Linked DNA regions of Homo sapiens: all the other regions are linked to region 3. A link is a loop called in an ENCODE intact Hi-C map of the cell type or tissue named here. Cell type or tissue: ascending aorta. All regions are shown on one strand.

Region 1 (8,000 bases), 51 kb after region 3:
AAATGGTTCATCTCTATTGAGATCAACACACTGGGTTTGGGTAATTTGCACATGACACAACCAAAACCAAAGGTCTTATAAAAGAGAGCAGCTTGCCGTTTATCTCCCATACAATTCTCTAAAAGTGCTCTTCTGGGAGAGAGAAGAGAGAGAGACCCCAGCCTTGCACATCAAGACCGAGTTTCCTCCCGTATAGCTTCATGGTTAGATGGCAAGGGGCAAGCGTGCAGCATTCTGAAAACTTCACAGCAATGAGAATAGAGGGCAGTGACCAAATCAGCAAGAAAGGATCCACTCACCAGGTGCCAGAGTGGAGCAAACACTGGATAGCTGGAGATCGAAAATTAATGAAGATACTTAGTTGCCTAGAAGAGCTTACATTCTAGTGGCAGGGTATTCATTTAAGGGAGAGAGAGACAGAAGAGACAGAAAGAGAGAGAGAGATTTTTATCTCCTACCTCATTCTTTCCCCCAGTTTCAACATCCCTCCTATCAGAACAATCCCTGGCACTAGGCTTAGTCCTAGTTATATGTTTGTAATTTTCAAACCCTGAAATTGGAATGATAGTTAATCTGCCTCCCTACCGTGCCTCAGGAAGTTCAGATTCCATAAGGGCACAAAAATCTATATTTAAAATAAAAATCCCCTGAAGGGTTTCTTATGATCACCCTGGCGAGAGGAGCTTGGTTTTCACCCCTCTCTTCACTGTCCATCCCCAAAGCCCTGACTACTTCTGCTAGTTATTGAAGAACCAGCCTCAGGGCCTGAAAATCATAACCACAGCCCTGACACAAAGCTCTGTTCACAAAGATTGTTCAAAGCCGTGGAATTCTCTGGCCCTTTCATAATTGTAATAGATATTGAAATGAAGCACATTCTATTCTCTCCACAGGGAGAGCTTTTTTCTTTTTTCCCCTTCAGTTCAAAGACTTCTCCTGGTACCCTGATAGCATAATAATTGGTTTTTCTTTCCTCTTTATGCATGCTTATAGACACAAACTCCGGTGTTTTTGTCCTATTTCAATAAAAATTGACACAAACTTTACAATAAATGGCTCTGATATAACTGATTGTTCTCCCGTTGAGTAATAATACTCATAAAAAGAAATGGAAGGCACAAGAAGATCAGGGAGTGGGCAGAAATTGGAATCAGAGAGGGAAACTGTTTAGCATTTATAACTTCCATAAACTCAACCTTGTATTTGTGTCAGCTACTTTATAGTTTTCCAATTTACTTTTTAATTGAGTCCTTTTTGTCAGCCATGTTTGGAAGACGTAATTCTACATCGTCTTTCAAAACCGTACCACTTTAGTTCAGTTCAATTGATCTCTCTTTGTATTTATTATTCTTGAGCCCAACATATATCACTTTCCATTTGGCCAACTGCAAATGCAATTTACCATGCATCAAGCCACTTACACAGCAGATCTGCATTAGTTAATATTCTATTTGGGGTGATCTTTTCTGTGTTTGCTGTTAGCCCTGATCACTGCCACTTACCATACTGTTTAAGTTATAAAAACAGAAACAGTAACTCAAATGAACTGATTTACTTGCCTGACTATATAGTTTAACCATGTGAAGTGAAGCTATTGCTGAAGGCACATAAAATGTGTAATAATTGAACCAACTTTGGTTGCAGACTCTCTGAAAACCTCACAGAAATGTACAAATTGCCCTTCCATGCTTCCTTTTCATTGTGGTCTCCTGAAAAGACCCTGTAGCTGAATGATCAGAGACCTGGAGTCTGGTTCTGGCTCTGTGCCCCACACATTCTGTGACCTTAGGCCTTTTTCTCTGTCTTTGCTTTCTGTCTATTTCCTGGTTTTGGAATACCCACAGAATGCTTCCTGAAGCATTTCACAGTTGTTTTCTGGAAAGATGAGTCGGGAAAAATTGATTAATCAACAAGGAAGTAGATCAAGTGAAAAACAGAAAGGGAAAGATATGGAGCCAAGCATAGGGAGTCTTAAAAATCCAAGAAAGGGTGCGGGCATGGTGGCTCACACCTGTAATCCCAGCACTTTGGGAGGCCAAGGTGGGCAGATCATCATTTCAAGAGATCGAGACCATCCTAGCCAATGTGGTGAAACTCCATCTCTACTAAAAATACAAAAACAAGCTGGGCATGGTGGTGCGCACCTGTTGTCCCAGCTGCTCGGGAGGCTGAGGCAGGAGAATCGCTTGAACCTGGGAGGTGGAGGTTGCAGTGAGCTGAGATCATGCCACTCCACTCCAGCCTGGCGACAGAACAAGACCTAAAAAAGGAAAAAGAAAAAAAAAATCCAAGAAAGGACAACTCAAGAAACTGCAGATGGGAGCTGACAAAGAGGAGGTGGCTCAGTTTAGAGTTACAGATACTTAGATCTATTTAAAGAGTAAAGACATTGTTGATCCTAGGTGTAATGTCCTTCATTTCCAGTGCACTTTCAGGACTGAATGAAAGTATAAATGGGAAGGCATTTTTCATTCAGTGTTGAGCTGGGTGCTGAGGATACACTGATGAGCAAGACAGACACAATCCCTACCCTCTTGGTGCTCATAGCCAAAGACTTCTTAATATGAAGGACTATGGAGATGTAAGCTATTACTATTGTTGTTGGTGTCCTGTTGTTGAAAATTGGATTAGTCCTGATTCTTCCTGCTGGAAAACACAAAATTCTTTAGAGGTTTTTAAATACATGTTACTAAAATAGGTTTGCCACTGGGAAGGTGCCATTTGAACAGTCTCACAGTTTTCAAGGACTTTATGCAACCATTTATTCAGCTTCTAATTCTAATTCTAACCCACTCATTCAGAATGTACAGCTACTTGACCAGCATCTAATTCTTAGTTTCTACACAAGTTAAAGAAACGTATTTAACATACACATATTTATCTGACGACATCTCTGATTTCTGTTTATACTGGCAAAGTCCCATTTAGACATGATTTCTTCCTATGTGCCATAGCACTTTCCATATGTATCTATTATAGAAATTATCTGAGCGTATTAACAATTTCTGCTAGCTCCTTGGGGACAACAATTATGTCTTAATGATTTTTGTGACACTAGCACCAAATGCAACTACCAAGTACCTACCACACTACAAGCATTGTGGAAACCACTGGAGATATAGAGATGATCGGATGTTGACCTCCTTTTCAGGAGCTCATATTCAAGTGGCATAGGTGTAATTGTAAACAAACAAATGCAATATAATGTGTTGTATGTTACATCAGTTAGCATGCTTTAGGCTGCAATTAACATAAAAACTGAGTTAAACTGACTTTAAAAATAAAGAAATTTCCCTGCTGTTTTTATCTTTATTTTTCTTCCATTCTTCCATTCCTTTCATTTCCCATTCTGGGCAGAGATGCTGGCATCTGCAAAAGCCAAGTGGTGAGAGGCTGGGGAATGGAAGGGGCAGAAGGAAGAGATGACTGGAGTACTTGGAAGATTGTGCAAACAAGTAAATAGATTGAGGATAATGAGAGCCAGGTTTCTCATTACTTGTAAAAGGATTTTACAAGCGTGGGAAAAGGGAAGAATAAAAGGAACCTTGAAATATTAGACCGGGGCTTTAGGCATCAGTATGAACTTGTAGGCTTTCTAGTATACATATTCACCTAAATATAGAATTGGTTGTTGTTATAGGTGTGTGTATGTATATACATATATTTCCCAACTTTGTTCTCTGAGCGGGTCTCAATGCAGTGGCACCCTGGAAGCAATGACCACATTGGACATCCAGATGGTGGTTTCTAAATTCCACCCTGCACTAGAGTCTGGTCATGAGGAAACATCAGACAGACCCAAATTAAAAGTCACCTTATAAAATGAAAGACCTATATTCTTTAAGAGTGTTAAGGGTGTAGGAAACCTGAAAAGACTGTGGAACTGTTCCACATTGAAGGAGACTGATTAGGCCTGACAACTAAATACAAACATGTTCTTGGATAGGATCCTGGACCAGAAAGGAACAAAAAGCATTACTGGAACAGTGGATGTGTACTAATTTTGACCTTAATAAGTGCCTCTGGTTTGCTATTTAAAGAATGTGAAACTATGAGGTGACTAACTCAACTGTTTTTAGCATTTGCCAAAGCTTGGTTACAAAGCTTTTATTTTTTCCCCAAAACATTTTTGTTGACTTCATAAAGATGAATAACCAACAAAAGATTTTTTTTTAACCAACACACTTGATTTCAGAAATATTACTCCTGAGAACACTATACCAAAAGTTTCATTTCTAATGACAATAACATGAGGTCACATTTATAGTAACACCCAAATCACAATCACTTAGCAACTCCCTTCCCCGATACGTTGGAACTCAAAATACCACACCTTGCTCCATTACTTCTGAGTCTGTTCTGTTCTTCATGTTCCAGTTCTGCATCAGCCCCATGCTATGGCCTCTGGATATGATCTGCTGCAGCTCCGGGACCACACACACCTTGGGAAATGAGGTTGAGGAAGTTGTGTTGGTCACCCTATGTCACTCAAGCCCAAGTTTGGAAAGGAACCTCCCTTGATTCTCTACAGTATGACTGAGACCCAGCTTGAATTTTTTACAAAATACTGAAAGTTTAAGCATTAAAGAAGGAAATTACATTACATTTAGTAGTTTATTTCTGCTTTTACATGTGCTACTCTGAGAGCCAACAGGCTCTAGGCTTGCCCTCTGTCGCGCCTCCTAGTCACCCTACCTAACTCCCTCCCAGCCCCCAAGAGGCCGACTCTACCTCATCTCACCACTATGTCCTCCATCATCCCTATAACCCAAAGTCCAGGCCTGTATGCCCTGAAGCCCAGAGAGAAAGCTTGTCTCTCTCTCTCCAATCTTTGGCCTGATTCCTAGATTTTCTTCTGTCTCTGGATCAGTCTCTTCCAGAACAGGAGAACTCACTATATGACCACAACAGAATAATTGCAAAATAACATACCCTGAAAACCTCAATAAATTCTAATTATTATATCCAAAATAATGTGTAGGACATTGTTATGGGCTGAATTGTGTCCCCTCAAAATTTTATATGATGTACCTCAGAATTTGATTGTATTTGGGGGTAGGGTCATTAAAGAGCAATTAAGTTAAAATGAAGTCATTAAGGTGGGCCTTAATCCAATGTGAGGGATTTATAAGAAAGGGAAACTTGAACATAGATGTGTACAGGGAGAATACAGATGTGGAGATATGGAGAGGAGACAGCCATCTACATAAGCCAAGGAGAGAAGCCTGAAACATCTTTCCCTCACAGCCCTCAGATGGAACCAACTCTGCCAACACCTTGATCTTGAACTTTCAGCCTCCAGAATTGTGAGAAAATAAATTTCTGGGTTTTGTTTTGCTTTTCTTTTTTTTTTTTTTAGATGGAGTCTCGCTCTGTCGCCCAGGATGGAGTGCAGTTGCACCATCTCGGCTCACCGCAAGCTCCGCCTCCTGGGTTCACACCATTCTGCTGCCTCAGCCACCCGAGTAGCTGGGACTACAGGTGTCCGCCACTACGCCCAGCTAATTTTTGTATTTTTAGTAGAGATGGGGTTTTGCCATGTTAGTCAGACTGGTCTCGAACTCCTGACCTCAGGTGATCCTCCCACTTCGGCCTCCCAAAGTGCTGGGATTACAGGAGTGAGCCACCGTGCCCGGCCAATTTCTGTTGTTTAAACCACCAATCTGTGGTACTTCTTTACAGCAGCCCTAGAAAACTAATACAGACATTCAGTTTTAATTGTGTTTAGATAAGGCCACTTTCTTTTTGGTCTCCCCTCCATTGGTAGGTGGAAAATAGACCTTTGAAACTCAGTAGTTTCAGATTTTTTGCTAGTGACTACAAACAGGAAAATGAAATATTTTTTAAAAAAATAGTTCATAGGCGCAGGACATTGTAAATCTAACATTTATATATATATATATAAATTATTTTCCTAACTCCCTTTCCCACCTCCACAAAGACATTAAAACCCAGCAAAGTCTCCAAGATGGATTGTTGGCTCAATAAAATAGCCATTTATATTTTCAGACAAAGCACTAGGCTACTCAGTGTAAAAAAATATATCGTACTATTTTCAACGAGTACCTTTACAAAAATGTAAAACATAACAAAGAAGTGATAAGTCCCAAAGAACAATTCAATGCTCCATCTCTTAATGAAGAGGAAAACAGTTTGAAACTTCAAAGTAACAGTTGTGCTTATTTTTCAATCCATCAAGAGTGAACTTTATCCACAACACCCTTCTCTCATTCCATGGTTTGTCATTCGTATCTAGATTATTGATGAATGAAATAAATGGAATGAAATGGAAAACCAAGGTGTTTATTTCATTTTCTACTAAGAGAGTGAAACTTCACGTAATCAGACTCCAGCTCTCCTAAGGACCAGCTTATCTCTCTCCACCTGAGTCTATCCTTTTTCCCTGTGTCTTCCCCTTTCCTCAGTTTGCATCACTTCTATTTACCCAGTCACCAACATCTTTCCCATTTCTTCCCTCTAGCTTTCATCATTCTCCTTCCCTTCCCTGCTCCTGTGTGGCTGACACACCTCTGGTCTGATTTGGAGTGTTCCAGTTCATGAATTCGAAATAACAGAAAAGTCGTCAACGCCCAGAGCAGCAGTGTCCACATGTGGTAGGTGAATCAACGGTTGGCATATGAGGTTATTTTAGGGAGTCCACAAAAGAATTTTTAAATTTTGAACAGACTTTTAAAATTCAAATGTACATTAGAAAAAATATAAACTGGCACATCAAATCTTTAAATCCTGACATGAATGAAAAACTGAAGGAAAAATTTTGAGGCATAAGAGAATCTTTAAGGTGTCCTTAAAATCAAAACACATTAGATTTTATAAATCTAAGTGCCTTTTCTGACACATCCAACCACTGAAATAGTGCAGGTCTTATAAAGTCTCAGAGTACCATGTACCTCCTCCCTTTATAGCATTTAGCACAGTTATAATTCATTATTTGTGTACCTGTTTATCAAGGGGCCATCTTCACTACCACACTGTTAACTATGAAGACAGTCTCATTGCAGTTAGTCTACCACCGTATCCTTTGCTCTCAACACACCCTCTGGTAAATATTAGCATTCCTTAAGTGTTTGTAGAATAAATGTGTGAAGAAACAAATGGATAAATAAGGCTGGTCTGGATTAGATGATATACCCATCACTTTTCTAAGATTTCTGAGTGAAGAAAAAAGCCATCATCTGATAATTTAACCAAAAATGAATCAAATACATAGTGTAGGTAAAATAACAATAGGTTCAGCATTACAAGATCACAGTTTGAACCTTAAATTTGACAATAACTAAATTGTTGAGTGGCTTCTTTTTTATTATCACGTCATTCCACCTCTTGTGACCTTGTTTTCCTATGAGAAGAATGAGTGGATGCTTTCTAAGACATGTCTCAATTCTAGGTGCCAGGCAGTCAAGTCAACATAGCTCAAAACAGTTTTCTTAAACCTCTATTTGCCTCCTCATGTGTATGCATGTGTTCAGTGATTATTATCTGGGGTTAAAGCTTCAGTAAAAATTGTTATTATCAATGAAAAAGATGTGGAACTTCTGGCTAACCAAAGCATATTTAAAGCCCTGTGGATTCTGCAGTTGGGAACACGAAATACAGTAGTCTCTATAAAAAACAGTTTGGCCCTTCCTCAAAAGAGTTAAACATAGAATTACCATATGACCTAGCAATTCCACTCTTACATGTATACTCAAAAGAATTGTTTTCAAGCAAAAACATAGACATTATTGTTCACAGTAGCACTATTCAAACTTTCTAAAAGGTAGAAACAATCCAACTGTGACTGGATGACTGGGTAAACAAAATGTGGTTATAACTGTACAATAGAATATTATTCTGTCATAAAAAGGAACAAAGTACTAATACATGCTGCAACATGATTAAACCTCAAAAATGCTTTTTTAATTGACATAAAAGTATATGTATTGATCATGAACAAGGTGATAATTTAAAATATATATAATTTGGAAATGGCTACATCA
Region 2 (8,000 bases), 110 kb after region 3:
AGAAGTCTAATCAGTAACAATCGATGACTAGGGTATACAATAGAAGACTAATATATACAATGACTGAGGTAGTTTCCACACAGTTTCTTGCATTAAAACTACTAAAGAAAGTACTTCAATGAAAAGAAAAGGGAGCCCAGAGGAAAGAAGGGGATGAAAGAAATACGGTGTGCACAGAAATTAATAAGTTGTTAAAATTAGTTTTAACTATTAAAAATAATAAATTTTGTGTTAAAGTGACACTAAAACTCTAGACAATAAGAAGGAAGAAGTGAGGATTATTCAATAGGTATATGAAGTATGCTAAAGTTCTTATATTATTAAGGAGCAGAAAAGCAACATTCAATGATTTTATATTTTGTTTAAAATCTTTATAATTAAGTAGGTGTGTTAAATATTTCAGAAAAATATACCATAAAATATATTTTACAAATAATACAAATGTATATTTAATGCATATACATGAACTAAGTGTTTAATATACTTTCAATACACATACATGTATTGTGAGTTTAATATATATTAAATACATATATAATAAAACCTGTAGCTTCTAACCCAGCAAAGGAAACCAAAAAAAAATAATGAAAATATTATTGATATAAACAAGGCATAAAAGTAAAATAAAATTATTAATAGCCAGACACAGTGGCTTGTGCCTGCAATCCCAGCTACTCGGGAGACTGAGGAGGGAGTATCACTTGAGGCTAGGAGTTAAAGACCAGCCTGGGCAACATGGTGAGACCTTGTCTCTAAAAAACAATAATGGTCAATTAAAATATTGATTTAAAAGACTGTAAGAAGACAGTAGAAACAACTCCAAATGTATCAGTAATATCAAAAATAGATGAAAACAAGTTAAAATAACCAGTTAAAAACAAATATCCTTGATTTTTATTTTTTAAGGAAAATGAGATGGGAAATGATATTAGATAAAATAGAATTTAAAGATAAGATTATTAACATATACCAAGCAAAACATTACATAATAATAAAACTTCACCATGAAGATGAAAATCATGACATAATGTACCCAAGAGTGTATTGCTAAATACAGTACAATAAATAACAAAATTGCAAGAAAAATTGGCAATGTGGGTTATAAAGTATCCACTATAGAAATTTATATAATATGTAGAACTTATATATCATATAGAACATTTCTTAAATGTAATTAACAAGTTTCTTCTAAGAATGATACATAGAATTCCACACCCAATAATTAATAATAACACATTCATTTTCAGCACACATAAAAATTCACTATGTACCCATTTACAAAGAAATTCTCAATAAATCTTAAGGAAGCAATATCTTACTACATTCCTTCACCACAATACAATTTTTTAAGTTTTTTTTTAAATAACTGATGTATTTTGAGAAATGTAAAAAGAACACATATAAACAACTTATAGGTTAAAGGGTGTGATTCTCAAACGTTTAAAATTAAATTATCATGAAAGAACCATGTATCAAGATTTATATACTTTGGCTAAAGTAGTACTTATAGGTAAATTTGTAGCCTCAAATTAACTGTCTGCAAAAGGAGTTACTAAAATTAAATTAATTAAACATTAAACTCAATAAGCTAGAAAATGAACAACAGATAAAGCTAAATAAAGTATTACTTGAAAATACTAATAAAATAGACAAACTAATAGTAAGACTGATCACCAAAATAAGCAGAAACCAAACAAAAAACTGTATAGGTAGAATAAATCAATAATATTAGGACCAAAAAGGAACATAACTAAAAATATAGATTTCTTAAAGCATTCAGTAAATACTGCAAACAATTTTATCATGAATGGCGCAGGTCAGAGATAACCAGGTCCCCACATATTTGTGTCTTTCCACGATGTCAGATTTTTATTAATGCTGTCTCAATCATAAAAGCCATGAGCTACATGGAGTTTCCAAGGAGGCCATTCTTCTTAGTAAACTTTCCATTCATTCAGCAGTTAGAGCCATGGGCACACAGGCTCAAGCCACTCAACTAATCAGTCAACATGGCAAACCATATATAATAGTTACCTATCAGTTATCTACTGCTGCAATAATGCCGCATAATGAACAACCGCAAAATCCAATATATATATTTAATCAATATATAAATGTTATAGATTAAACATTCCACAACAAAGTAACATTTAACATTAAAAGAAAGGGGATAGGAAAAAATGGTTAATGAAGCATCCCAGGGAGAGGGATGTAAACAAAACAAAATAAAAAAACTGTCCTGGTCTGGCTCAAGTTGTCTGTTTTCCTTGCAAGGAAGAGTCTTTGGTGTGGGCACAGCCTTCGTAGGCAGATGCTGGGTGTTATCACGAGCGACAGCCTGTTAAGACAGCCATTAAAAGCTGTTGTAGTCCTGCTCTTTTCATGGCCAGAGTCCTCTGGGGTGAAGACTAATAGTGGAAGAGTGTGCTTGGTTATGTTCTTAATCTGGTTGGAGGCAGTCTTCATTGATCACACAAAACATCTGGTCCCTGTTGGCAAAGTGCCTTATGAAGTGTAAGAGACAGTCTTTTTCTAAGATGGGGTTACTTATGTCAAGGGTGCTCTATACAAACTTTATGTCAATAAATTCTCTCAACAGTATATAAATTATAAAAATTTACTCTAGAAGAAGCTGAAAAGCTGAAGAAACCAATAGCCATTAAAAGAATAGAATCATGAGTCAAAAAATCACCTCCCCTTCTCAAATAATAAGCTCAAATTGCTTTGCAGACGAATGTGACAAAACTTTTACGTTACAGATTATCCCTACTTAATGCAAGCTGTTTCAGAAAATAGTAAAAAAGGTAAATTTCTCAAACTATTTTTATTAGGCTAAACAACTTGATACAAAAACCAGACAAGAATAGGACAAGTATTGACAAAGCTTACTTATAAAAATAGATGCAAAAAACTAAAATATTAGTAATCCTGTTATGGGTTGAAATGTGTTCCCCCAAAAGAGATGTGAAGTCCTAACCCCAGTTCCTCAGAATGTGAACTTATTAGGAAATAAGAGTGTTGCAGATGTAATTAGTTAAAATGAAGTCATTCTAGAGCAAGATGGGTCCTTAATCCAATACGACTAGTGTCCTTATACGATCATGAAGACAGAAGGAGAAAACACCCTATGACGATGGAGTCAGAGGCTGGAGGCAATGTCAATGATTGCCAGCAACACCAGAAACTAAGAGAAAGGAATAGAATAGACTCTCCTCTAAAACCTTCAAGAAAACACAGTGTTGCTGGGTGCAATGGCACACACCTGTAATGACAGCACTTTGGGAGGCTGAGGCAGAAGGATCACTTGAGCTCAGGAGTTAGACACCAGCCTGTACAACATGGTGAAACCCTGTCTCTACCAAAATACAGAAAAAAAAAAAAAAGCTGGGCATGGTGATTTGCACCTGTAGTCCCAGGTACTTGGTGTAGGGTCCAGCCCCACAGGGTCGGTGGGTCTCTCCCCATGTGCAAAGACGAGAGAGTGTAGAAATAAAGACACAAGATAAAGAGATAAAAGAAAAGGCAGCTGGGCCCGGGGGACCACTACCACCAAGTCACGGAGACCGGTAGTGGCCCCGAATGTCTGGCCGCACTGTTATTTATTGGATACAAAGCAAAAGGGGCAGGGTAAAGAGTGTGAGTCATCTCCAATGATAGGTAAGGTCACGTGGGTCACATGTCCACTGGACAGGGGGCCCTTCCCTGCCTGGCAGCTGAGGCAGAGAGAAAGAGGAGACAGAGAAAGAAACAACTTACACCATTATTTCTGCTTATTAGAGACTTTCAGTACTTTCACTAACTTGCTACTGCTATCTAGAAGGCAGAGCCAGGTGTACAGGATGGAACATGAAGGCAGACTAGGAACATGACCACTGAAGCACAGCATCACAGGGAGACGGTTAGGCCTCTGGATAACTGTGGGCGAGCCTGACTGATGTCAGGCTCTCCACAAGAGGTGGAGGAGCAGAGTCTTCTCTAAACTCCCCCCGGGGAAAGGGAGACTTCCTTTCCCGGTCTGCTAAGTAGCCAGTGTTTTTCCTTGACACTGAGGCTACCGCTAGACCACTGTCCGCTCGGCAATGGGCGTCTTCCCAGATGCTGGCGTTACCGCTAGACCAAGGAGCCCTCTGGTGGCCCTGTCTGGGCATAACAGAAGGCTCGCACTCTTGTCTTCTGGTCACTCCTCACTATGTCCCCTCAGCTCCTATCTCTGTATGGCCTGGTTTTTCCTAGGTTATGATTATAAAGCAAGGATTATTATAATATTGGAACAAAGAGTAATTGCTACAAACTAATGATTAATGATATTCATATATAATTATATCTAAGATCTATATCTGGTATAACTATTCTTATTTTATATTTTATTATACTGGAACAGCTCGTGTCCTCAGTCTCTTGCCTCGGCACCTGGGTGGCTTGCCGCCCACACTTGGCAGGTAGAGGTGGGAGGATTGCTTGAGCCTGGGAGCCAGAGGTTGCAGTGAGCTGAGATCATGCCACTGCACTCCAGCCTGGGTGACAGAGCCAGACCGTGCCTCATAAAAAAGTAAGAAAACATAGTTTTGCTAACACCTTGATTTCAAATGTCTAGCTTCCAAAATGTGAGATGATAACATTCTACTGTTTTAAGCCACCTAATTATTTCATGGTACTTTGAAGCAGCAGCACTAGGAAACAGGTACAAATGACAAAGTGAAAAATAATTTGGAAACTCTATGTGATAAGAATATAGAACGATGTATGTCATAGGATTCTCTATATTTTTATTTTTGAGGTAGTTCATAATGTTTTTTTAAAAACGAGATCCCTAGATGACACAGCAATGAGAGTACAAGGCAGCAGTGTTTGGGAGACTGAAGCATATGTTTCCTAGTTGGGGTGACTGTAGGAACTCAGAAACAGTAACCTGAGCTATGAGCCAGACCCACAATATGTGGAATGAGAGAAACAAATGTGGATCTGATTCAAAGGGATTCATGGCATAGGCAGGTATATCAGTTATCTATTGCCTCAATAATGCTGCATAACAAACAACGACAAAATCCAGTGGCTTAAAATGATTAGCATTTATTTCACTCAATAGTCTGTGGGTTGACTGAATAGTTCTGCTGGTCTGGGCCAGACTTGGCTGATCTTAGCTGGGCTCACTCAAGCAATATTCATTCTGTGGTCTGAGGGGACCCCAGAATGGCCTCAGCTGAGATGAATTGCCTTTGTCCCTCAAGGTCTCTAATCCTCCAGGAGACTAGTCTGGCCATATTCTCATGGCAAAGGCAGAGGAACAAGAAACAAAAGCATTCAAGTGTTTTTGCAAGCCCCATTGGTCAAAGCAAACACTGGGCTAAGTCCCTCCAGAGTCAGAGCGGGAGTTGCCTACAGTGTTACAGGGCAAAGGGCAGAGAGGCCATGAAATGGTGTCATCAATGTAATCAATCTTCCACAACAGCTTCCATGATATTAAAATTAGACAACCAGAACAGGAAAGGAGAAAAACTGCTAGGCACAATGTGATGAGTTGAAAAACAAATCTTAATCATGACCACCTGGAGATACCTGTGGGAACTTCCTGAACGAGTAGGGAGAAATATAGAGATAAGATGCCCACAGAATAGGGGGTAGAGGGGTTGCTGGGGGTGGGCAGAATTAGAGCAATACTCATCTCTATTATTGTGACCCTTTTTTTACCCTATCCAGACAACTCTAGTGAGTCACTAGTGATACCAGGGACAGTTTTACTGTTGAGTTCTACAAAACTGGTGGCATACAAATCTCCCCTCCCAGTGTTGGGTCACAGTGTTTCCCAAAGGTACCCAGGAAAATCAGCATTTGCAGCTATGACCACTGCCCATGCTTCCAGGCTAAGGCTGATACACATTCTGAGTAAAAAGGTTAAACACAACCATCTGGTGCTTTCATTTCTTCCCCTTTTGGCCACTACCATGGCTCTTCTGCCAAGTGTCCAAAAAACACAGCACACAGAGATAGTATCCTGCAAAACACTCCAGTGAAAAGCTTATCTGACAGTTCATCTAAAACAATGGTGACAAAGTAATATCAAATTCAGAGTGCCAGGAAGCCTGCTTCCCTACCTGCAAGGGGATATGGGTGACCATTGTTATTTAATTAATGACAATATTCAAAATAACTCACTCTGTCTCCAGGAAACCCCTGTGAGAAATTTCTCCATCCAAAATGTGCTTCCCTTACGGGAAAGAAAGCTAACTTCTTGCTCTCAGATCCGTAACTTGACCTACTGGAATTCTAGGTGAGAGACTTATTGTAATTAAGAAGCAGTATCAGGCCGAGCGCGGTGGCTCACGCCTGTAATCCCAACACTTTGGGAGGCCGAGACAGGTGGATCACGAGGTCTGGAAATCTAGACCATCCTGGTCAACACGGTGAAATCCCGTCTCTACTAAAAAAAAAAAAACAAAAACTAGCTGGGCATGGTGGCACGTGCCTGTGGTCCCAGCTACTTGGGAGGCTGAGGCAGAAGAATCGCTTGAAACCAGGAGGCGGAGGTTGTAGTGAGCCAAGATCATGCCACTGCAATCTCTGTTGACAGAGCAAGACTCTATCTCAAAAAAAAGAAAAAGAAGTGGTACCTGTATGAGTGGTTATAGAAGAAAAATACTCTAAAACAATCTTATTTAGTTATGGAATTTCCAGGGAATCACAGAAATGGAAATCTTATGTGAGCCTGTTGAGAACGAAAAGTGTTTATTTAGTTGCCTGTATCTGGTATTTGGTGGGGATGGTGCAGACACACAGAAACAATAGAAAGCTAATTCTGTTGATAGTGTGGACTCTCATTTAAAGATGGAGACTAGCCCAGACTCCATTCTTGCCCCTTTGTCCTCACACATTCTGTATCTTGGAAGTGGCAGATTGATTTATGTGGTTTGAAAACTTGCATGATCATATTTGTTCTGTATCACATGTGCAGACTTCCTGGGAAAAAAGATGTGATCACTCATTTTTTTCGGTACACTAGACCTTCTCTTCATATCTCTTCTCCAAAATGCATAAAATTAAATCACTGGTTTTCTTCCCTGTGTCTACGTCTTAGACCTGCATAGACAAAAACTGGCAAGAGATAAGGGCAACCAACATTTATTGAGCCACTAATGTGAGTCCCGTCTTCAATGACCAGTTGGCACTAATATAACTAAAATGACAGATAAGTCACTATTATGCACGTAGTTTCTAGCTCCTCCATGGTATCTAATCTCTGTCTCCTATAGGAATTATACTATACATTCCTGAGGACATGCATCCAATTCCATCCATCCAATGGAATAAAAGGTTTACTTACTCATATTGGCTGACTTGCTTTGCAAACAGTATCAGATAATATGAAATTTATTTTGAGGTTTAACTTACATAAAGTACATATATCTTAAATGTACAGCTCAGAGGATCTTTACATATGTGCGCACACATATAAAGCCACCAAGATAAAGATATAAAACATTTTCAGCATCTCAAAAGACATCCTCATGTTCCCCACCATTAATATTCCCCAGGACTAAATATTATTCTGACTTCTATCACTTTAGGTTAGCTGTGCCTACTTTGGGGTCTTTTATACATCTTTCATGTCTCTACTTATGTTCAGTATTCCCTCTGTCTTCTTAAGTACATGGAATATGGTTATAATCACTGTTTTTATATCTTTTTATACTAATTCTATAATCTGTGTCATTTCTGAGTTTTAATTGATTGATTTTTCTCCTCATTATGGGTTATACTTTCCAGCTTCTTTACATGCATGATAATTTTTATTAGATACCAGATATTTTAACCTTTAGGGTACTGGCTATTTTTTTCTATAAATATTCTTGAGCTTTATTCTGGGACATGGTTCAGTTACATGGAAACAGTTGAATTATTTTGGGTCTTGCTTTGAGCTTTATTAGGTGGAACCAGAGCTAGGGCTAATATTTTGCAACTACTGAGTTAGTACTCTACCCAATTCTCTGTAAATTATGAGGTTT
Region 3 (8,000 bases):
TATACAACACAAAGAGATCTACAGATTAAATGTAATTCCTATCAAAAATACCAATGACATTCTTCACATAACTAGAAAAAACAATGATAAAATTTATGGAATCACAAAAGACACCAAATTGCCAAGGCAATCCTGAGGCCAGGGGGGAAACTGGAGGCATCACACTACCTGACTTCAAAATATGCTACAAAGCTATAGTAATCAAAACAACATGGCACGGTCATAAAAACAGATGCATAGGCCAATGGAACAAAATAGAGAACCCAGAAATAAATCCATGTACATACATTCAACACATTTCCTACAATATGCCAAGAACATACACTGTGGGAAAGACAATCTTTGCAATAAATGATGCTGGGAAAACTGGATATCCATATGCAGAAGAATGAAATAAGGCCCCTACCTCACCATATACAAAAATCAAATCAAAATGGATTAAAGACTTCAATCTAAGCCCTGAAACTGTGAAACTGCTAGAGGCATACATTAGTGAAAGGTTTAAAGATATTAGTCTAGGCAAACTTTTTTTTTTTTTTTTTGGTAAGACCTCTAAAGCATAGGCAACAAAAGGAAAAATAGACAAATGGGTTATACCATTTGTATAGGAAACAGTCAACAGAGTGAAAAGAGAATCATCTGGCAAGTGATTAATAACTAAAATGTATAGAGAACTCAAACAACCCAGTAGGGAAAAGCCAAATAATTTGATTTAAAAGTGGGCAAATTATCTGAATAGACATTTCACGAAATAACTTAAACAAAGAACAACAGGTATATGAAAAAAATGCTAAACACTACTAATCATCAGGGAAATGCAAATCAAAAGCACAATGCAATATCATCTCACCCCAGTTAAAATGCCGATTATATTATGAAAAAGACCAAAAAATAACAAACGCTGGCTGCAATGCAGAGAAAGAGGAAGACCAGTATACTGTTGGTGGGGATGTAAATTAGTATAACCACTATGGAAAACAGTGCAGAGGTTCTCGAAAAAGTAAAAATAGAACCACCATAGGATTCAGCAATCTCACTGCTGGATGTATACCCAAAACTTTTATATATAGTATATCAAAGAGATTTCTGTACTTTCATATTTATTACAATAATATTCACAATAGCCAAAATATAGAATTAACGTAAGTGTCCATCAGTGGAGGAATGGATAAAGAAAATGTAGTATATATACACCATGGAATATTAGCCATAAAAAGAATGAAATTCTGTCATTTGCAGCAACATGGATACATCTGGAGGACATTATGTTAAGTGAAATAAGCCAAGCACAGAAATATCACATGTTACCACTCATAGGTAGAAGCTATTAAATTAAAAAAGTTGATGTCATGGAGGTAGAGAGTAGAATGATGGTTACCAGGTGGTTACTGTGCAGGGAGCACAGGGGATAAAGTGAGATTGGTTAGTGGTTATAAACATACAGTTAGATAGAAGGAATAATTACTAGTGTTCGATAGCAGAGTAGGGTGACAATAATTAACAACAAAGTATTGCATATTTCAAAATAGCTAACAGAGAAGATTTGGGATGCTCCCATCCCAAAGAAATGATAAATATTTGAGGTGATGAATATCCTGAATATCCTGACTTGATCATTACACATTGTATGCATGTATCAAAATATCATATGTAACTCAAAAATATACAATTTTTATGTATCAATTTTCTAAAATTTTCAAGTGGTCAAATAAAAAGAAGTAGAGTGAGGTTGGAGAAGAAGGGAAGATGTGGAAAAAAAGAAAACTTTATTCTTCCATTTCTGAATTGTTTACATTGTTCCAGTGCAAATTTACTTCTTTTACTTGGGTAGTTTTCTCTTCAAAAATAAATAAAAAATAAAAATATGTACTGCATATAAAAATATGGACAGGACTGAGACAGGAGAATCACTTGAACCTGGGAGGCAGAGGTTGCAGTGAGCTGAGATCGCGCCACTGCACTCCAGCCTGTGCAACAGAGTGAGACTCCGTCTCAAAAAAAAAATAATAATAAATACGGACAGGAATATTTATTATAAAAATATAGACTTTGGTAGGCCGAGGTGGGCGGATCACGAGGTCAGGAGATTGAGACCATCCTAGCTAACACGGTGAAACCCCATCTCTACTAAAAATACAAAAAAATTAGCCGGGCATGGTGGCGGGCGCCTGTAGTCCCAGCTACTCAGGAGGCTGAGGCAGGAGAATGGCGTGAACCTGGGAGGCGGAGCTTGCAGTGAGCCGAGATGGTGCCACTGCAGTCCAGCCTGGGCGACAGAGCGAGACTCCGTTTAAAAAAAAAAAAAAAAAAGTGTGTGTATATATATATATATATATATATATATATATATATATATATATATATATATTTAAGATGGAAGAATAACTAAAATGATATTTCACAATGTATGAGAATGTATAAGATTCTTAAGATTGGGAAAGATTGAAAAAAGTCGGACAGATCCAGGGTTGACAAAAGTCTGAACACGATGTATAAACAACATATGGAATGTCAGTTAGTAAATACCACCCTAGCAACTAATTAGGTATAATCTAGATGAAGTATGCACAAACTCTGTGCACTTCTGGGTCTGTAACCCAGAGAAATTCCAGGACATGATCTCTAGGGCTGTAAACAAGTATGTTCATTGCGACGCTGTTTAAAATAGCAAAACACTGAAAACAACCTAAACGGCCACCAATTCATATGGATAAATAAATTGTGGCATACTCTACACAGTAAAAATTAATTAATTACAGAAAAAGATTAACTTGCTGCTCTGCAAAATAATAATAAAATCAAACTACTAAAGAATAATTCCTATATTCAGTTGGATGAACCTGGAGGACGTTAGGTTAAATGAAATAAAACAGACATAGAAACACAAATACCACATGAGCTCACTTACACGTGGAGTCTAAAAAAGTTGAAATCATGGAAGTACAGAGTAGAATCGTGGTTACCAGGGTGGAGGGAGTTAGGGAGATATTGGTCAAAGGATGCAAAATTTCAGTTAGATAGGTAGAATAAGTTCAAGAGATCTATCTTACAACATGGTGACTATAGTTCATATCACTGTATTATGAAAATTGCTGACAGTAGATTTTAAGTGTTCTCACCGTAAAAAAAGGTAAGTATGTGAGGTAATATACTTGCTAACTAGCTTGAATGAGCCATTCCACAATGTATACACATTTCAAAACATCATGCTGTACAAAATAAATATATACAATTTTTATGTGTCAATTTAAAAATACAATAAAATAAAACAAGGGAAAAAGAAGGCATGGGATAAATGGAGGGAGGCATTCAGGAAGCCTCAAAAATAATGGTAACATGCCTTTCCTTAGACTATGTAATTGGTATAGAGTCGTTCATTCTGTCATTATTCTTTATACCTCATACACATTTTAAATATTCTTCTGTAACAACTTAAAACTTTAAAAATCGTTTTTAAAAGAAACACTTGCCCCACAAACCAGCACTCTCCAAATCCCCTATTTTTGTTAACAAATCTGCCATTAATCATAATAATAAAAAACATGAAATCTTTTGTGGTTGTTTTAGAGGAGTTCAGTGAAGGAATGGTGGTAACAAATATTCTTAGAAAAGCTGGAACAGCAAATATTCTAGATTGGGAACCATCTTCACATTTTATCAGAATGGAATGGGCTGGGACCAGGCGTGGTGGCTCATGCCTGTAATCCAAAAAAAAAAAAAAAAACAAGAAGAATGGTCTGGACATTAATAGCACCAATTCTCAATTATTAACAGTGTCCTGTTGCTAGAAGCACTCCTATAGAATGAAGGTCCTCATAGGTAGACATCTGAAAATAGAATGTGGAAGATAATATGCATACCCCACCCAGTGACCCATTCTCCACCACTGGGCAGTCAAGGGGAGAAAAATGTCCTTCGGTAACCATGGCATGCAGCCTGCAGCCAGGTGGAATTAAAAAAAGAAAACAACTGCATCCTGCATGCTAAGGAGCATGTTTCATAGTGATTACTTACCTCCAGGCATTAGAAATCTCCCAAGTTATCTGTTAAGGTACTTTCCAGTCTTCAATCACTCTTTTGAATTACTCAGCCAATGCCTAAAACAAATACATATATACATATATATGTGTATATATATGTATATATGTGTGTGTATATAGATGTATATATGTGTATATAGATGTATATATGTGTGTATATAGATGTATATATGCGTATATATGTATATATGTGTATATATATATGTGTATATATGTGTATATGTGTGTATATATGTATATATGTGTGTATATATGTGTGTATATATATACACACATATATACATATATTCACACACACACACAAAGCAACATATGTCAGTGCAAAGCTATTTTTTTTTTGTCTTCCTAACATGCCTAGCCATTGCAGCACTTGCTACAGATAAATTGGGGCACTTCTGCAGGGTCATTGTTTGCGATGAGACAAGTTCCCAAACATTCCAGTAAGGCCTGGGGAATTCTACACAGTCTTAATTGGTCTGAAGGCTATGATGATTTGAAGATCTGTGATCAGGGAGGAATAACCAAAATGCTTCTCATCACTGAGGTCACAAAGACCAGAAATGACAGCTCTTCTTCCTGCACATCACTTCTTCCTGCACATCACTTCTTCCTGCTGCCTTTTCAGAAGTTTCTACCTGAATAAAGAATAGAGGAACAATTCCAACTACTCTCCTCTGAAACATGGTACATGCAGCTTTGAGCTCTGCCACATCGTCCTTTCCCACAATATGATGTTCATGAATATGACAATAACTTTGTGTAAGCTTTTACTGAGCTATTTGAGGTTGTCGAAGGAAATGTTTCCTTGCAGAGAGCTGCACTCACAGTTCTGCAGATGAGAGGAAAGTAGGGCTCAAAGTAGCTCATGCTCGGCTTGCCAAATCCCTTCCTGTGGTGTGTTGCCATATCCACCCACAGAGGGGCACAACTGTTCCTTCCCTGGGAAGCTTCCAATGCTGACCAAGCCTTATACTTGGAGCACTGCAGCCACCCAGAAAAGGCACCTTTCTCTAATTCACACAGAGGTGCCTTAAAGCCAGCCATGACTCTCCCTCTGTTTGCCAGTATGACATAATGAAAAGAGCACTAGCCCAGAAGTCTTCAAACCTTCAACAAAATCCCAACTGAGCCACCTAACCTTGGAACACTTAAGTAACGTCTCTGAGCTTAAGTTCCCATATCTTTAAAATGAGTATGATAATGCAAACCTTGCAAGACTGATGCCAGGGCTAAGTTAAATAACATGTAAGCATGTAATCGATGTTCAGAAAATTTAACTTTCCCTTTCCTTTTGCAATATTTGTGTTCTTGTATATAGTAAAGAACACTTGTGTAGTGAGTTTAACATTTACTGAGATTTTTTTATAAACCTATCTCATTTAAAACCAACTCTATGACGTGCATGGGAAAATACAGACAAAAAGAGACATGTTGAAGGTTTACTGAGGAAGTAACCAAAGCCTGGGTCATCTAATTCCAAATCCCATGACCGTCCAATCACTTCAGGTTGTGATTACTGAAATTGTTACAGCTTATCACAAGAAGATTCAACAGGAACAACTTTATCATAACTATAGTTTTAACCTGGAAATAAAGCTATTCACCTTTCCCTAAAGATTTGCAACTGGGAAGTTCTTAAATGTCTTTTAAGGGAAGATGAACAAAGATATGCCATATTCTCCACCAAGACCTCTGCCTTGTAAAGTAAAAGAACAAATAATGCAACCATGAAGATTACTGTCAGTGAATAACAATAATTATTGTCAGAGTGGCAGAGAATAGGATATTTGTTTCCAGCTATTTTTCATATTCAACAAATATTTATTGAGTGTCTACTGTATATAGTTATAAACTCTCAGGATATAGTACTGAATATAGCAGACAAAATATCTGCTCTCATGGATCTTATCTTCTAGTGGGAATAACAAACAAAAAACAAAATGACAAATATGTCAGGAGATAACAAATTCTATTAATAAAGCAGAAAAAGGAGAACATAAGAGAATAAATCTTTAGTTGGGGAGAGAGGAGTGTGCTGATATAAATAGGATCTCTCAGAAATGAAAACTTGCATTATTTTTAAAAACAAAGGTTCTGTTGGTTTTCCTTTAAAGGAAAGAATAAATAAAATAAATAAAACAAACTCAGAAATCAAAACCACGCTTTTACCTTAATAATTCCCACCTCTCATTTCACTTTTCCGCTGTGAAATCTACTGGCACACAGTACTAAGGTTCCCAGAAAATGAGACTTCCTTCCCAACCTCTTCTTTACCTGAATTTTCCCACTGGGACAACAAATCCCAGCCTATGATATAACAAGGATAAGAACACAGTTCTCTCTGATGTGGAAATTTTGGGGACATTACAAAGTTTATTTTTATATTCAACATTTTAACAAGAACACATTGAACATACTTTTAAGGACACTATGAAACTTAAAAACATTAGTAATGCATAAATAATACTGCAATTATGTCAGAAATTTGTTTAGGCACTTTAATTTGTTTTTCCTACATGTAAGGTGAACTTTTATGATGTAGGACTCTAATACATTAAGTTTTTTGAGTATTAGAATGTTAGAGTTGGATCATATCCCAGAGATTACTGGCTCAACCCCTTATTGTGTAAATGAGGACTCTTAGATTCAGGAAGCTTAATAATAACAGTTTCTCATAAAATGGATGCCTGTGTGCCAGGAAGAAGTGTGCCAAGTGCTTTATATCCTGCGTAGTCAGGGTTCTTCAGAGAAATGTGTGCGTATAGAATCTCTCTCTCTCTCTCTCTATATATATATATGTGTGTGTGTGTGTGTGTGTGTGTGTATTATATATGTGTATGTATATATAAGCTATGTGTGTATATATGTTAGAGAGAGAGAGAGATACAGAGAAAAGTGTTTAAGGAATCGGCACCTAAGTTATTGGTAAATCTGAAATCTGTCGAGCGGGCTGGCAGGCTAAAAATTAAGGTAAGAGTTAATGTCGCACTCTTGAGCCTGAAATCTTCAGATTGGAAACTCAGGCAGGGTTTCTATGTTGCAGTATTAAGAAAGAATTGCTCTTTCTTCAGGAAGCCTCAGTCTTTGCTCTTAAGGCCTTCACCTGATTGGATGAGGCCCACCTACATTATGGTAATCTGCTTTGTTTAAAGTCTACACATCTGAAAAATACCTTCTCAGCAACATCTAGACTGGTTTTTTACAAAATCACTAGATGCCATAGCCTAGTCAAATTGAGACAGATTATTAACCATCATAGTCTCTTTATCTTAGTACTACCAACTTCCTTATTAAATTGGCATTATTATTGCCCACACTTTATAAAGAAGAAAACTAACAGTTCAGAGGTCTCACAGGACTTGTCTAAGGTCCTACCATTAGGAAGCATCCATGCCAGTCAGCCTTGACACAGATCCCACATTTTCAAACATCTGCTCTATTGCTCACAATCTCCCACTAGACATAGAGGTAGGTACAAAACCCACAATTCCTGATTCTTATATCCATTTATTCAGTAACTAAATATTGAGACTCTCCTGTTACAGATCATCTGATAAAGATCACCAGGGACACTCCTTGTTAACTTGCTGCTGGTAGGAGACCATACCTGAAGAAGAACCAACCAAAAGAAAAGATGGAGCTACAGGATTTGAGGAAAGGATGCAGTGTACAGAAAGATGAAGCAATCATTTATACACCGTCCTGCTTGGTTTTGAGCCTATCCAAACACCAGTATAGACGTTGCTGTGAGGGTACCTTTTAGATGTATAGACTTTGAGTAAAGCAGAATACAAGAAAACATTGTAAATGCACACACACACACATGAACACACATGCATGCACATGTACACACACCTCTTTTATGTCTACACAGGAATATCCCAGCATTGCAAGTTGTTTCCGGTTCATTTCCCTTCCAAAATCTGATTCCCCACTCACACATCTGCATTTTTTTACTCG

What was found. Hi-C counts contacts between places; a loop is a spot of excess contacts. Peaks named below come from ENCODE experiments on the same cell type or tissue, not always from the same donor. Only the 100,000 strongest peaks of a DNase experiment are listed, where the experiment ranks them.
Region 1: a loop joins it to region 3, with 2.1 times the contacts of the local background. A loop is called at or near these places in 6 of 110 quality-filtered maps.
Region 2: a loop joins it to region 3, with 9 times the contacts of the local background. A loop is called at or near these places in 3 of 110 quality-filtered maps.

The regions. Positions count from the first base shown.
Region 1 is chr9:26,548,195-26,556,194 of GRCh38, forward strand. No RefSeq gene overlaps it. Among named protein-coding and RNA genes, the nearest start is that of CAAP1, 340 kb to the right of the region's middle. In ascending aorta, no CTCF peak of the experiment used is centred here; no DNase peak of the experiment used is centred here; H3K27ac peaks cover 3,614 bases.
Region 2 is chr9:26,609,941-26,617,940 of GRCh38, forward strand. No RefSeq gene overlaps it. Among named protein-coding and RNA genes, the nearest start is that of CAAP1, 280 kb to the right of the region's middle. RefSeq lists a silencer at 3,871-4,165. In ascending aorta, CTCF peaks have their summits at 4,084 (motif pointing left) and 4,285; no DNase peak of the experiment used is centred here.
Region 3 is chr9:26,497,562-26,505,561 of GRCh38, forward strand. It overlaps LOC105375999 (a long non-coding RNA gene), which reads right to left and starts at 4,097. Exons shown (of 4, transcript XR_001746566.2): 1 at 4,015-4,097. In ascending aorta, a CTCF peak has its summit at 4,932; no DNase peak of the experiment used is centred here.